Linked DNA regions of Homo sapiens: region 1 is linked to region 2. The links are chromatin contacts, found by Hi-C or POLR2A ChIA-PET in ENCODE. All regions are on one chromosome and are shown on one strand. The core of a region is the stretch at or near the end of the contact, and the rest is flanking DNA. Distances in the headings are between cores, read along the strand shown. Region 1 holds the start of FRS2 (fibroblast growth factor receptor substrate 2). Region 2 has its middle 14 kb from the start of LINC02373.

What was found. Hi-C counts contacts between places; a loop is a spot of excess contacts on that map. ChIA-PET counts read pairs that join two places held with the same protein, here RNA polymerase II (POLR2A). Pooled maps may share reads with other maps.
Region 1: a map of Caco-2 shows a loop between it and region 2 (4-fold over the local background). The contact joins the promoter of FRS2 here to the enhancer-like site in region 2. A Hi-C loop is called at or near these places in 10 of 168 maps with a recorded cell type or tissue (Caco-2, IMR-90, ascending aorta and 5 more) and 9 of 50 pooled maps. POLR2A ChIA-PET finds 5 or more read pairs at or near these places in 5 of 52 experiments (A673, Caco-2, H1 and 2 more).

Annotation. Positions count from the first base shown.
Region 1 is chr12:69,468,415-69,475,923 of GRCh38, forward strand. It overlaps FRS2 (fibroblast growth factor receptor substrate 2), which reads left to right and starts at 1,974. Exons shown (of 9, transcript NM_001278356.2): 1 at 1,974-2,116. RefSeq lists enhancers at 1,645-2,146, 2,318-2,367.
Region 2 is chr12:69,429,543-69,436,477 of GRCh38, forward strand. No RefSeq gene overlaps it. Among named protein-coding and RNA genes, the nearest start is that of LINC02373, 14 kb to the right of the region's middle. Within about 2 kb of position 1,574, at least 3 of the 41 ENCODE cell types and tissues checked have a DNase peak (open chromatin) inside an H3K27ac peak, as active enhancers do.

The DNA of each region.
Region 1 (7,509 bases), core at 724-3,223, 39 kb after region 2:
ACAAGCCCTTTAGGTGGTTCTGATGCACTCTCAAATTTGAGAACCACTGGGATAGTGGTGAAAAGCATCTGAGAATATGGTCTGCAAATTCAAACCCAGGCGGCTCCATTTACCAGTTAGATGACCAGATTAAATGACTAACCTCTAGCACCTCTGCATCCCACACAGAGCCTGATAATATCTGTGATTCAGGATTCCTCTCACTATCCCTTTAGGCCTTGAGTAAAAAGAGATGTCGGTGAGTCCTGCCAACCCACGCTGTTTTTTACTTCTTCACACTCTGAGGCACAAAAGGCTGCTTGAATTTGAGTATTACGGAAGTATTTGCCAACACTTCTGCGATCACAAAAATAAAGTAAGAAAGCCCTGTAAATAAAGCCAAGAGCAGTGGCATTGTTTGCATCTTAAATTTGTAATAATGGGTTTTCAACTTTTTTCCTTTCCCCTGCCTTTCATAGTAGAAACATTTAAAAATCTTCCCCGCCACCCCCCCCCCCCCCAGTTTCAAGAGATGTTAGTACATTTGTTTTGCAGATAGTATGCATTGCTAAGAGGCTTTTTTTTCTTTCCCTGCATCCCAGATACAGAATCTGCCTCAGATATCTGGTGCCTTTCTGATTTTGTGGCTGAGGAATCCCACGCCCTCCTCCTTTCCATCCCTTTTCCCTGTCTGGTATGTAACTCTGTGGGTCCTCATATTATCACTGCATGGAGCTTCACAAGCACCTGTATTTTTCCAGTTGTAAAAACCCCTACTCTTTCTTTTTTTTTTTTTTTTTTTTTTTGAGACGGAGTCTCGCTCTGTCGCCCAGGCCGGACTGCGGACTGCAGTGGCGCAATCTCGGCTCACTGCAAGCTCCGCTTCCCGGGTTCACGCCATTCTCCTGCCTCAGCCTCCCGAGTAGCTGGGACTACAGGCGCCCGCCACCGCGCCCGGCTAATTTTTTGTATTTTTAGTAGAGACGGGGTTTCACCTTGTTAGCCAGGATGGTCTCGATCTCCTGACCTCATGATCCACCCGCCTCGGCCTCCCAAAGTGCTGGGATTACAGGCGTGAGCCACCGCGCCCGGCCAACCCCTACTCTTTCTTATTTCCTTAACTAATCTTTTCTATTGCCTATTGCTGATGAGGTATAAGAATCGTTAACTTTTATCCAATGCCAGACATTCTGAAATGTTTATCATGCATTATCATTTTGGATTCCTACAATGCAGAGATGATTTTATAACTTGCCAGGGTGAAAAAATAAAAGTAAATAAAAGGAGACAAGCAAAAAGATTCCAGATCCCCACCCCAACCCCCCCAACCCCCCAACCCCAGCTCTCGCCTCTGTTGAAGTCACCAGTGATGACAGAATATAGGAATATAGTTTGAGCCCTGTTTTTAAATAATTTCAAAATCTTGGTATAGGTAGATGAGATTTATACACACGTGAATTAAAATCAACCAACATTTGTGAGATTGGGTTTGGTATCTTTGACCGTTTTTCTCCCCTGCAAGACGTAGATAATAGCACCAACCCCAAGGAGTTTGGGGATGATTAAATAAGTTAATGCACCCGAAGGGACTTAATACAGTGCCTACCACGTAGTAAGCGTTCAATAAATGTTAACTATTATCATTATTTTTTAAAGGAGGCAGATTGGAGCGTAGAGTACACTGAAGGGAGTCGGGAGGCCGGGTGTAGGCACTGGATTCTTGCACCTAATTCTCCGAGCCTCGGTTTCCTTATTTGTAAAATTAGCTGGCTGGAGTAAAACAACTCAAACAGCAGTTAAAGCAAAGGGTGCAGCAGTAGCCGGGGAATCGAGGAGGCGCGGGGCGGAAAGGGTTAGTTAGGAGCCCAGAGGCTGATCTGTGGGCGCCCGGCGAGAGAGGCCCCGCCCCGCCCTGGAGGCCCTGGCAGCTCCGGGCTGAGAGCAGTTCCGGTGCCAAAACCCTTCCCTCCCCCGCTCCCCCGGAAGTGCTTTTCCAAGATTCGGGCCGGAGAGAGGCCTTGTAGGCACAGCGGCTGAGACTCGATCTGCTCCAAGTAGGGGCTCCAGCGCGGGTCGGAGTCTGGGGGTTCGCGCCCGCCGACCCGCGCCCTGCTCCCTCTCAGCACCTGGGCGGACGGTGAGTGGCTAGGGAAACGGACTGGGACGGCCGCGGGCCCGCGTCGGAGCTGGCGTTCTCGTGCCCCCGCTGCCCGCTTCGGGATCCGGGCTGAGGGCTCGGCTGCCGGCGTCCGGGGAAGGGGATTGTCGACCGCCGCGGACTTCTCCGGGCCAGCGGGACGGGAAGAGCTGGCTGTGGGTCCATGGGGTGGGCGGGGCGGAGCCAGGGAGGGGGTTCCCAGAGCTGTTGTTGCTGTTGGGACTCGAGAGTGGGGATGGGCTGGGCCTCTGTTCGTCCGTCCGACCCCCCTCATGTGTGCTGCCCCAAACCTCGCCGCTCCCTAGTTTGGTATTCTGTGTCCGGCCTGGGGTAGTAGCTGGACACCAGACTCAATCTTGGGCTCCAGTTCCCGACTTTTCGCCTCCTCTGGGTCTGTCCTGGGGTCAGTAATTAACCCGGGTCCCAGGGGTGTCGTCTTTTCCCTCCAGGGTGGGGCGCTGCCTGTACATGCCAGGGATCTTTTGCAGGGCTTTTCATCCAGATTTGCTTCAGGGTTGTCCGGGATCGATTTGGACTGGGCTCGGAACCGGTCCTGGATACGTAGGTCGCTGTGGCACCAGCATGCTCTGTATCATCTTTACTCACTTGAAAGCTTGCTGAAGCTGTTGTTGAAGTAAACTTAAAGAAAAAACTTGCTTAAGGAAAATCAGTAGTTTAGACACCCCCTCCCCCGCCTTTTTTTGCAGACATACTAAAAAAAAAAAGATGCTTTTCTCTAATCTACACTCTTAATTCTTTTGGCTATCTGATGTCACAGTTGTATGATGAGTTCATTCAGAGGCTGTACGAATTGATTTTAAAGAGTTGGACAGTTATATCCTTTCTCCCAAAGTTTGTTTACCTTCATATTTGGAACTGTCATTTTTCTTAAGGAAAAATTGTTCTTGGATTTTCTTGAGAGATTCCTTACACTGTTAAAATTGTTGCTGCAATGCAGAGTTTCACACAGGTGGGCAGAGATGTTTTGTTTAAACTTATTCCATGAAGTGTTTACTTCGGATAAACTGAGGATTTCCTAGGGGAGAAAGTGATGTAGGTAGGTTTAGTGAACAGATTTTAGGTAGTAAACTTTACTGCTGAAAGGTTTGTAGGAAATATGGGTTTTCCACAATAAATGGTGATTTAAAAACTTTTTATAAGGGAATGCAGTTACTGCAGATTATTGCTATTAGCAGATGGCCACTGTTTTTGCAGCGTAAAGTATTCACAAATCACCTTCTTGAAACCAGTGACGCTATCTGCAACTCTCATCTTGTGTGTAGATTAGGGTTTATTCTGTAGTTTTTTGGGTACTTATGTCATTCTCTTTCCTCCCACCCCTGAAAGGGGAGGTGGTATCATGAATCAGGAAAAATAGACTGAAGTGACAAGTTCAGTGAGCTTTTCCTATGCAAAGGAAAATTTATTTCAAGGTTGTTGATTTTGAACAGGCAAAGGGTAGATGATTTTTAAAGTCCTTGGAAAAAATTGTGGAGAGATTAGCTGCACAACTTTTCTTTTTCCTCTTCCTTTCTTTTCTTTTTTCTTTCTTTTCGAGACAGCCTCATTCTGCTGCCCAGGCTGCAGCACAGTGGCCCCATCATAGCTCACTGCAGCCTCCAACTCCTGGACTCAAGCAGTCCTTCTGTCTCAGACTCCTGAGTGGCTAGGACTATAGGCACCAACCACCACACCTGGCTAATTTTTTTTTTTTTTTTTTTTGTAGAGCCGAGGTTTCACTATGTTGCCCAGGCTGGTCTTGAACTCCTGGGCTCAAGTGATCCTCCCATCTCGGCCTTCCAAAGTGCTGGGATTACAGTTGTGAGCCACCATCCCCAGCATATTTGCACAACTTTTAAATTTAGATAGAAACTGTAGCTTCTTCCACATGTGAAGTACTTAATTATTTAGAGCATAAGATTGGAATATTGGAATTGAGAGAATCTGGAAAAATAGTTAAGTTAGATGTAGTTACAGATTTGCAGGTATGACAATGTATTTTTAAGGGAAATACTTCAAGAGTTTTAAGAGCAGAGAAAGGTGATTGGGGAAAATCAGATACTGATTGTATTTTTATATTATACAAGTCAATTCAACAAACACTGAGCATTTGCTATGCATGTTATGCTATGTTATGCATAGCATGCTATTTGCTATGCTATGTTAGGTAACTATGTAAGGAGCAAATAAAGGTATAGCCATAACAGTTGAGTTTCATGTTTTGGTAATAATTTCTGAAATCATGAAGAGTTGAGTTGTATTCTTTAGGCATACTAACAATTTTTTTTGTAATTGGGACTTAACATTGGCGATGGGTGTTGAGTGCTTCATGAAAAGCGCTATACTAGGCATTTTAGGATATAAAGATTAAACTTTTGGTTTTTAGGAATTTGAAATCTAGAAGGGGATATAAGATTTGTGTAAACATTTACAACATAAACATTTGTAAATACTTATGGGTGGTTTGAGGTAAAGTTTGGAGTAAATTATACAAAAGAAGAAAGGGTTCATTTTTAGCTTAAGTAATGGAAATTTGTGGAGATAGCTCAGAAGCTACTGTTTATTGAGCATTTACTGAACAGACTTAATGCTAGTTGCTGTTTACAGCATTTTCTTAGCTTCACAGCAATATGTAAGTACCTTAATAATGAGGACAGTGAGGCTCAAATATGTTAAGTTACTTGCCTGGGCTATGTGGCTAGCATGTAACAGCCCCAATTTGAATCCAAATCTGTCTGGTGCCAAAGCCTGTGTGTTTCTACTGCATCATGTTGCTCCCCAATAAACTGGTAACCTGAGTTTAATGTTACAGAGAATAAGACTTTTCTAAGACAAAGATTTATGGATTGGGAGTAGGTGGGTGAAGAAGGCCTTTCAAATAAAGAGAATGATGTGAGCAGAAGTGTGGAGGTGGGAAAGTTCATTGTGTACTTGGAGAAAAGTTAGTGGACCAGATTACCTGGAATATACTGTTCATTTTTGGGAATTAGAGATGAGGTTTGAATTTTAAGTGGGGGCAGGATTGTGGAGCATGTTTAAGTGCTGCTTTTAGAAGTTTGACATTTGGGGAAAAAAAGTTCGACGTTTGGGAGGTAATGAGAAGTTACCAAGGTCTAATAGAGTAGTGTGCAGAATGATTTGATGTGGAAAGCTGACTTTCAATGTAGTATAAATACTGGGCAAGGGCAGTGGTAATGGAATTAGAGTGAAGGCTCTGCAGGACCTCAATGTCGTAGGTGGGTGGCGAGGAGGAGGGGTTTTTGGAGCAGGTTTGGAGGAGATGGAAGGTGAAGATTACACTTTTGTTTTTGAGACAGAGTCTAGCTTTGTTGCCAGGCTGGAGTGCGGTGGCGTGATCTTGGCTCACTGCAACCTCCGCCTCCTGGGTTCAAGTGATTGTCCTGCTTCATCTTCCCGAATAGCTGGGACTACAGGTGCTCACCACCACGCCCAGCTAACTTTTGTATTTTTAGTAGAGACGGGGTTTCACCATGTTGACCAGGATGGTCTCGATCTCTTGACCTCGTGATCCGCCTGCCTCAGCCTCCCAAAGTGCTGGGATTACAGGTGTGAGCCACTGCGCCCAGCTGAAGATTACACTTTTTAAGTGTCGGAGATGTTGACGGTGGTACTCTTACTAGAAATACGGGCAAGGAGGTACGTAATGAGATCAGTTTTGGATTTGTTGACTTTTTTGTATACTTGCCAAACGCTGGAAATGTCCAAAGGCTTTTGGAAATGTGGATTTGTGGTTAAGGGGAGAGGTCAGGACTAGGCATATATTAAACATGGGTTTAGTGAATAATACAAATAGGTGTACTGGTTGAATCTGTGTAAGAAGATGAAAGTGCCAAGGGAGAATGTAGAGGGGAAAGAAAAAAAAAACTTCTGTTTTAAATGGCATCTGTTTAAAACAGAAGGAAATATGCTAAGTGATTTATTTTATGCAGTGGGTAAAGAATTTGATAGTATGTCCACTGCTTCTTCACACTGTAGGTTCACACGGAGTAGAAAGAATCTGATCATTAAAAATCCAATTGGGAAATACAGTTTTCTTGCCCTGGGTAGCAAGAATACTATGCTATCTTTACCCTGTTTCAGGGAGGACAAACTACTTCAGACTCATTTCATCCAGAGTGTCAGATTTGGTTACTTAAAAGCTATGTTAGCTTGTTTCTTTTGGACATTTGTTTGGCAAGTGGTATGTGAGGAGTTGGAAGCAAATCTCTGATACAGTATTTCACTTATTTATGTGTATGACATCGATTTTGGTTTCAAAATCAAGAACCTCTGAATATTCAAAGATAATATTTACATCTCATTAAGGCTGTTAATATTGCTTTTTATAGAAAATGGCATTTGATTACATATTTTTCTTCCAACTCTATTTTATAAGTTCTTTTGATTAACATGATTAGTTTTGGCTTATAATGTTTGGATTATATTAGAGGGATAGAATAAGATACTTTTATCCATTATATGATAACACATATGAAAGTTACATATTTTATTTTGGAAACTGTTTAAGAACTGTAAATTTATAGAATTTTGTGTGGTTTTCTGTTTAGGTATTTAAATAGGGGGAACTTGAGTATTAATGTGTAAAAGATTATAATAGTTTGCAGAATGAGGCTTAGAGTTGTAACTTTTTGAGGGCAAGTTTATTATTTTTAGACTGAGTTACCATGGAAGTGTTTATTTCCTTCTTGAGAATTAATACATTCCTTTTGTTTTTCAGGAATATGTTTTCCACTATATCACAGGCACTTGGGAATGTCGAAAGAGTCCTGTGTCAGTGTTGTTGGAGGCAGGGGGTTTTGTGTGTGCTTTGTCTGGGCTGTTTGGCTTAGTTTCAGTAAGCCTGGTATTAATGAGGCAAAGGTCAGGAGTTCCATTTAGCTTCAGTCTAAATGATGGCCAGGGAGTACACCCCTCACTCCCTCCAGCTGTCTTGGAAATTCCTTGGTTGTCATTGGTCACAAAGGTGACTAGATGAGGGTGGATTGTTATACCACTGGAAGAATATTAGAGGAAACTTAGGATAATGGCTGGGACCTCTGACTCTAGAATTAGATAGACCCGTGTCAAAATCCTTGGTATTCAACCTTGGGAGAGTCCCTAAACTTCTCTAAGCTTACATTTCCTCATTATTGAATAGGTTAATATTTGGTTTGGGCATTACGTATCATCACTTTCCTTTTCTCAGTGGGAGCTAGCCACTTAAGCTTGTGGCTCCCGAAGTGCTGGACTGTGGAGTAGTGTCAGTTCATGACAGAGTTTTCCTTTGAGTGAAAGGAGAATGTAGTTGGCTTCTTTAAAGCTAAATCTATTGATATGTTTTTCTAAAATTATCTTTTGCCATTTTCGATGGG
Region 2 (6,935 bases), core at 324-2,823:
AAAGCAAGCTTTAATTGTTAGAGGAAATTATGTGAGGTTAATGGTTCTAGGAAGCTTTAGGAGAGAACTTATCTCTGAAGAGAAGAGGGATGATTTTATCCTGAGATAATTGAAAGAGGTAAACATAAAATAGAGACAGAAAGTTCAAGGGAATTAAACAAGGCCAGGTTAACTAAGGGAGTTTCAGTAAACAGGAAGCAAAATCCTTCACTAAGAGGTGACAGGATTGGGAAGAGCAATGTGTGAAAAAAAAAAAAAAAAAAAAAATGAGAAGGGAGAACCTGAACCAGAGACTGTGGGAAACAAGCCTCAGAGAAAATGTAAGAGATGAATAATGAAATCCCAGCACTTTGGGAGTCCAAGGCAGGCCAATTGCTTGAGCCCAGGAATTCGAGACCAGCTTGGGCAACATAGTAAGACCCCCATCTCTACTAAAAATAAAAAAATAAAAATTAGCCAGGCATGGTGGCGCATGCCTGTAGTCCCATGTAGTGAGGTGGGAGGATCATTTGATCCTGGGAGGTTGAGGCTACGGTGTGCTGTGATCATGCCACTGCTCTCCAGCCTGGGGGCAGAGTAAGACCCTGTCTCAAAAACAAAAATGAAAATATAAAAAAGAGATGAGTAAGAGGATTGCAAAGGTATAACCCCGTTTTCCCAACACTGTCAATTAATTAGATGCCAGAATTCATAGAAGGAAACCATTAAATGCAAAGGAGGAGTGATTTGAGTTTAAATGTTAAAAAGAAAACTACTGTCCTTTTTATTTAAGTGTGCTAAATCCTAGTGAACTTTCTGGAGGAATAATGATGCCAAAGGAGGAGAATTGTGAAGAAACAGTGGCCTAGGAAAGAAGGAAAATAAGTGGGAAAAACTTTGGATCCGTCAGACAAGAATAGAATGGCTGTAATCTTTAGACTACTAAAATTTTATTTTTATAAAACTACGTTTGTGAACTTGGATAATAAATCTGTGTATAACTGACAATTGGTTGTAATAAAAATGACAAAGTCAGTTACATTTCTGTGTTGTATAGTAAGGTGAATTGGGTCAGGACCCAGAAGACCTAATGTTGTGTGTGACTTCTGACCCTGGCCATCTTTATGGGCTAACCATTAAATTCTCTGAGTTTGTTTCTACATGTACAAAATGAGCAAAATGCTAGTTATGCCGACTCCATAGGAATTTGCACAAATCAAATGAGAGTATAAATGAAAACACTTTGCATGCTGCTAAATGCTATAAAACAAGATCTGTCTAGACCTTTTTTGGGCTATCTATCCAGCTTGCAGTGACTCTTCTTTCTCTGAGTGTTGGCTTTCCAGCCACTGGGACGCCTCTACCTCTAGATAGATAGAAGATTTACTCTATCACTCCACCCACCTACCCACAATTAACTAGACCAGGATTAAACATCTGATCCTAGATGAGTCCATCAGATTCTCCCTCCTGAGAATTTAGAATTGGGGCCAAGACTATTCAATTTGGACTGATTGCTTGAACAGAAATGTAACCTTTGGAGCACTGAGTTGGTCATCTGCTGCTGGCCGAGGGCATGGTGCCACAGAGAAAGCCAGCTGCAGAGAGAATGAAGCCGACAGGCACGGGGAGGCTCTGATAAGAAGAAGAGAGGGAACGGAGCCATCTGACAGCCGTGCACTTCCCGGGTCTTCCTTCTAAGGCCTGATGGCTTTACTGACCTGAGAGTCTGTAAACCACTCCTGTGTCCTATGAATAGAATCTCTTTCATTTTCATAATCTGGCTCATATGTTTTTCTGTAATTTTCAACGGAAGATTTCAACTAAGGCAGTGTAGTGGATTGAATAGTGCCCCTCCAGACTCATGTCTCCCAGAACCTCAGAGTGTGACTTTATTTGGAAATAGAGTCTGCAGATATAATTAGTTACGTTAAAATGAGGTAAGACTGGATTAGAGTGGGCTTGAATCCAATGACTGGTGTCCTTATAAGAAAAAAAGAAGACAGACAGAAATACACACAGAGAAGAAGCCCATATGAAGACACAGGATGGAGAAATTGGCTTTCTGCTGCCACAGGCCAGAGAATGCCTGGGGCCACCAGAAGTTTGAAGAAGCAAAGAAGGATTCTCCCCTACAGACTTCAGAAGGAGCACGGCCTGCTGATAACTGTAGACCTCCAGCCTCCAGAACTGTGAGAGGATATGTATCTGTTATTTTAAGCCACCCAGTTTGTGGTACTTAGTTACAGCAGCCCTAGGGAAGTAATAATAGAAGCACTAGAATAGGAGCGTTGACCTCAAAACTGCTCTTTTCAAACTACACTCTACAGTGAGGAGAACGCTTTGTTGTTCTTAAGTGCCTCCTAGGCCCACAGCCCGCTTCTGAGAAACAGGCTGCTAGTGGCTTATTCTCTGTTGTCATATTTCTTGCCGTATAAAACCAACCCTACTACCCTAGCCACGTTTGTTTGGAGCCAAAGTCCCCTGGGACTGAGCTAGTCAGAAGGAGGCCAAAAAGGACTTCGGGTGTCAAACTGCCCAATAGGGACACTCAACCAGGAAATAGGAATACTAGATAAACAAAGTGTAGTTATCCCAATCCATGCTGAGCCTTTATTCTTTTTCTCCATGAGCCTGTACACATCCCTGGGAAGCTCTGAGACCAAGACTGGCTGCCCAGCTAAGGAGGCGAAGGACATCCCATGCTGCCCCATGAACCCTGGCAATAAACACCCATTATTGGGATTATCTGGGTATATTATCCTGTTCCAACCTGCTTTAGTCAACACGGGCTACCATAACAAAATACCATAGATTGGGTGGCTTAAACAACAGAAATGTCTCACATTTCTGGAGGCTGGGAAGTCCCAGATCAGGTGCCAGTCAATTCCTGTTGAACAGTCTCTTCCCAGCTTGCAGAGGGCCACCTTCTCGTCGTGTCCTCACATGGCCTTTCCTCAGCACGGGGCGAGAGAGAGAGACATTGCTCTCTTCCGCTTCTTATAAGGTCGTCAATTTTCTTAGATTAGGATCTTACCCTTATGACTCTGTTTAACCTCATTTACCTCCCAAAAGCCTTATCTCCAAATACAATTATATTGGGGGTTAGGACTTCAACATATGAATTTGGGGTGGGGGTACAATTCCGTTTACAGCAAATCTTAAAGGATCTAACTAATGTAGGCTAGGCTAAAGGTCCTCGTGTATGTATGTAACTGCCACACAGGCTTAATATGTGTTTTTGAGGAGTGGGGAGGAAGCCCAGAAAACATTCCCTAAACTTTGCTCCTGCTTCCTCCTCCCCTACACCCTGGTGGTACCAGAGGAAACCCCAAGTCCTCTGAGAATGTTTGCTGGGGAGCTTGTTTCATGGGATTGGCCCTGTCCTGAAGAAGGCAAAATGTATTCTGGGTGTATGTGCACAGGGTCAAATTTATTTTTTCCCTTTAACATCTTGTTAGAATATTTTCACCAAACAGCTGACTCATTCATAATTCTAAAGCAGGAGTCACACTGAAAGACAATCTCAGATAATTTTTGTCACCTCACAAAGACACAAAGTGCTTCTAATTATGTAAACAAGGATGTGTGTGTGTGTGTGTGTGTGTGTGTGTGTGTGTGTGTGTGTGTTCACACTTCTTATATGCCAGGTGTTGTGCTAAGTGATTTTTATATATACAATATACATACACTTTATCCTTACAACAGCCTCATGAGGCAGTGGTGTTATTCTCCTTTAACAGCCCAGACAATTAAGGCACAGTGAGGTTAAGTAATTTGTCCAAGATCATACAGTACTAATGCTAGGACTTGACATAATATGGCTTCTGAGTCTGTGCCTTTACTTACTACCCTGTATTGCTAAGTTAATAAACCATTAGTCCCAGCTATAAGAAACTGTTAGTGTAGTGGTTGGGGCAAAGGACGAGTAAGGGGTATATAGATGGAAAGATCAAAATGTAAACAACTACAGTGCAAAATGTAAAAAGTTCTATAATAGAGAATGTGCAAAAAGATATGGAATCAGAAAATTATCATGAGAAAGACATTCTTTTGCATGAACCATTTCTGAGCCTATTAGTCTCCATAGACTTTGATGGTCATAGAGTAACTGACAGTCCCAGAAGTAAACATAAATTACCTTGGAATAAATCAATATAAATTCATGGCACCATGTGTTAACTTTAACCGACTCGGGACAGTGGGCAAGCTATTTGGTGTATGTGGAAAGAGATGCAAAATCTTACTTGTCACATTCTGCCTGTCCTGAGCGAAGAGCTTGTTGCTCTGAAGTTGTGTCCCCAGGGCAGAAAGGGAAGAGGATTGTGTTCCTTCCCATTGCTCTTGCTAATCAAGGGGCCCTGTGTGCTCCAACAAGAGGTTCTTCTTAGTTGGATGAATGGATGTGTAGAGAGGCAAGAGGCCAGGACTTATGGGCTTAAGAATGTGTAAGATTTATTGGAGCTGCTGGTTAGAACACTGCTGTTTTCCTGAAATGGACCAAAATGCTCTCACACCAACCTTTCACCAATAAAATAAATAGCCTCAGGTGTCCATCGACCTAAGGGGACCTGCTAGTAGTTGATATAATTGCCAAACCACTCACTGGGAACTTGACAGATGAGTCCTTTGGCTTTCAAACCAGGGTGAGACTTTGCACCGAAAAAGGAGACTAATGCTTTTTACAGAGAAATAGAAATTCCTATTTTCTTAATCTTTCAGATATTCAACAAATATTTATTGAGTGCCTACTACGTAACAGACACTGTTCCTGGAGATTGCAATATATCAATGAACAAAAGAAAGATTTATACCCTCATCGACCTTATACTCTAGTGTAAGGAGATAGGTGATTAACGGTAGACCTACTAACTAGGTCAATAATGTATATGCTAGGAGGCTATAAAGTGTTATGGAAAAAGGAAAAAGTAGAGCAGAATAAGGTGAATTGAAAGCATGAGGAACTCATTGCAGAATTATCAGGGTAGGACTCATTGAGAAGATGATTTTTGAACAAAGACTTGAAGGTGTTGAGAGGATTAGCCAGGTGTTCATATGGGGAAAGAGTATATCAGACAAAGGAAACAGCAAGACAGGACTATGCCTGGTATGTTAAGGCTTCTATGGTGGCTAGAGCAGAGGGAGGGAGGGGAGACCAGGAAGATGGAAGAAATAAGAAGGACCTGATCCTTCGTGGGCTTGCAGGCCATTGTAGGGACTTCTACTTTTACACTGTAGGACCTTTACTCTTAATGAGATGGGACTGTATTGAGTTTTGAGCAGAGGAGTGGCATGTTTTGTCTTATGTTATAACCAGATCGCTCTGACTCCTGTGTTGTGAGTTGACTTTATGTTAGCAAGAGTGGAAATAGGAAAACCGGATAGGATGCAATTGCAGTGACGAGAGATGATGCTGGCTTGGACCAGGTTACAAATAGCAGAAGTGGTGAGAAGTAGTTAGATTTTGAGAGTAGAAGTAGGTGGAGTTGCTATGGATTGGATGTAGTGTGTGAGAAAAACAATTTAAAAAGATGATTCAGATGACTATGAACACCATGATGGAGAAGGCTACAGGTGAGGCAGGTTGTTGGATCTACAAGTCTGGAAGTCAGGGAGGAAGTCTGGATGGAAATATAAATGTGAGAGTTGTTGGTATACAGACGGTATTTAAAGCTAAAGGCTGGATGAGATTGCCAGGAAAGTGAGTGTGGATAGAGAAGGACGCAGACCAAGGACTGAGCCTCTGAGCTTTCCAACATTAAGGGACTGGGAGAAGAGGAATCAGCAGAGGAGACTAAGATGGAGTGATCAGTGAGGTAGGAAGAAAACCTAAATGCTAAATTCTGGAAACCAAGTGAAGAAAGTATGCCAAGGAGGAGGTAGAAATCAATTGTGTCAAATGCCACTGAGAAGTAAAAAAAAGTTGAGGACTGAGGATTGACCACTGGATTTAGCAACGTGGAGATCATTGGTGATTTTGCCAACAAAAGTTTTGTTGGATTGGTGGGAGAAAATCCAGATTGAAATAGATTGACAAGTGAATGGGTGCATTTTATTATATGTATATCATACCTCAACTAAGTTGATTTAAAAACACAAAAAGATGGGAGAGTTGATAGGATAACCCAAACCTGGAAATAACACAAATGTCCATCAACATTGGAATGGATTTTAGAAGTCATGGCATATTCATTCCATGGAATATTACAGACTAAGCAGGAGTCAGCAAACTACAGCCTGAGAATCCAATCCAACACTGGAACTGTTTTCATAAAGCGTGACTGGCACTCAGCCATGACCATTTGTTGAAGTATTGTCTTTGGGTGCTTTTGTGGGCTACAGAAGCAGAGTTGAGTAGTTGTGATAGACTTTATGGCCTACAAAGCCTAAAGTATTTATTTTCTGGTCTTTACAGAAAAAGTTTGCCAATTCTGGTCCAGAGCAATCAAAATGAGTGAATCATTGCTATTTATAGCAACATGGATTAATTTCCCAAATATAATGTTGAGGGGAGAAAGCCAGATACAAGAGTACACACTGTATGATTTCATGTGTATGAAGTTCAAAAACAGGAAAACTCATCTATAACAAGAAAACTATTCTAGCACTCTAGGTGCTAGAAGTTAAAATAGTGGTTACTTTGGGATGAGTGACTGGGAGGGGTTAGGAGGTGAGCTTCTGGGGTGCTGATAAGATTCTATTTCTTGATATGGGTGCTGGTTGCCAGGAGTGTTCAGTCTGTGAAGATTAACTGAGCGCTTAGGACTATGTGCACATTTCTAAATGTCTAAAATAAAGTTTACTAAAAATTAAAAATAGTAAGAGAAGAACTGGGTTATAGCAATTCTTTCATGAAGTTTTGCTGTAGAGCAGAGGAAAAAAAATGAAGAGTAGTTCACAGGGGAGGCAGGGTTTTTTTTAAAGCTATAAACTTTTTTTTGTTTTTGTTTTTGTTT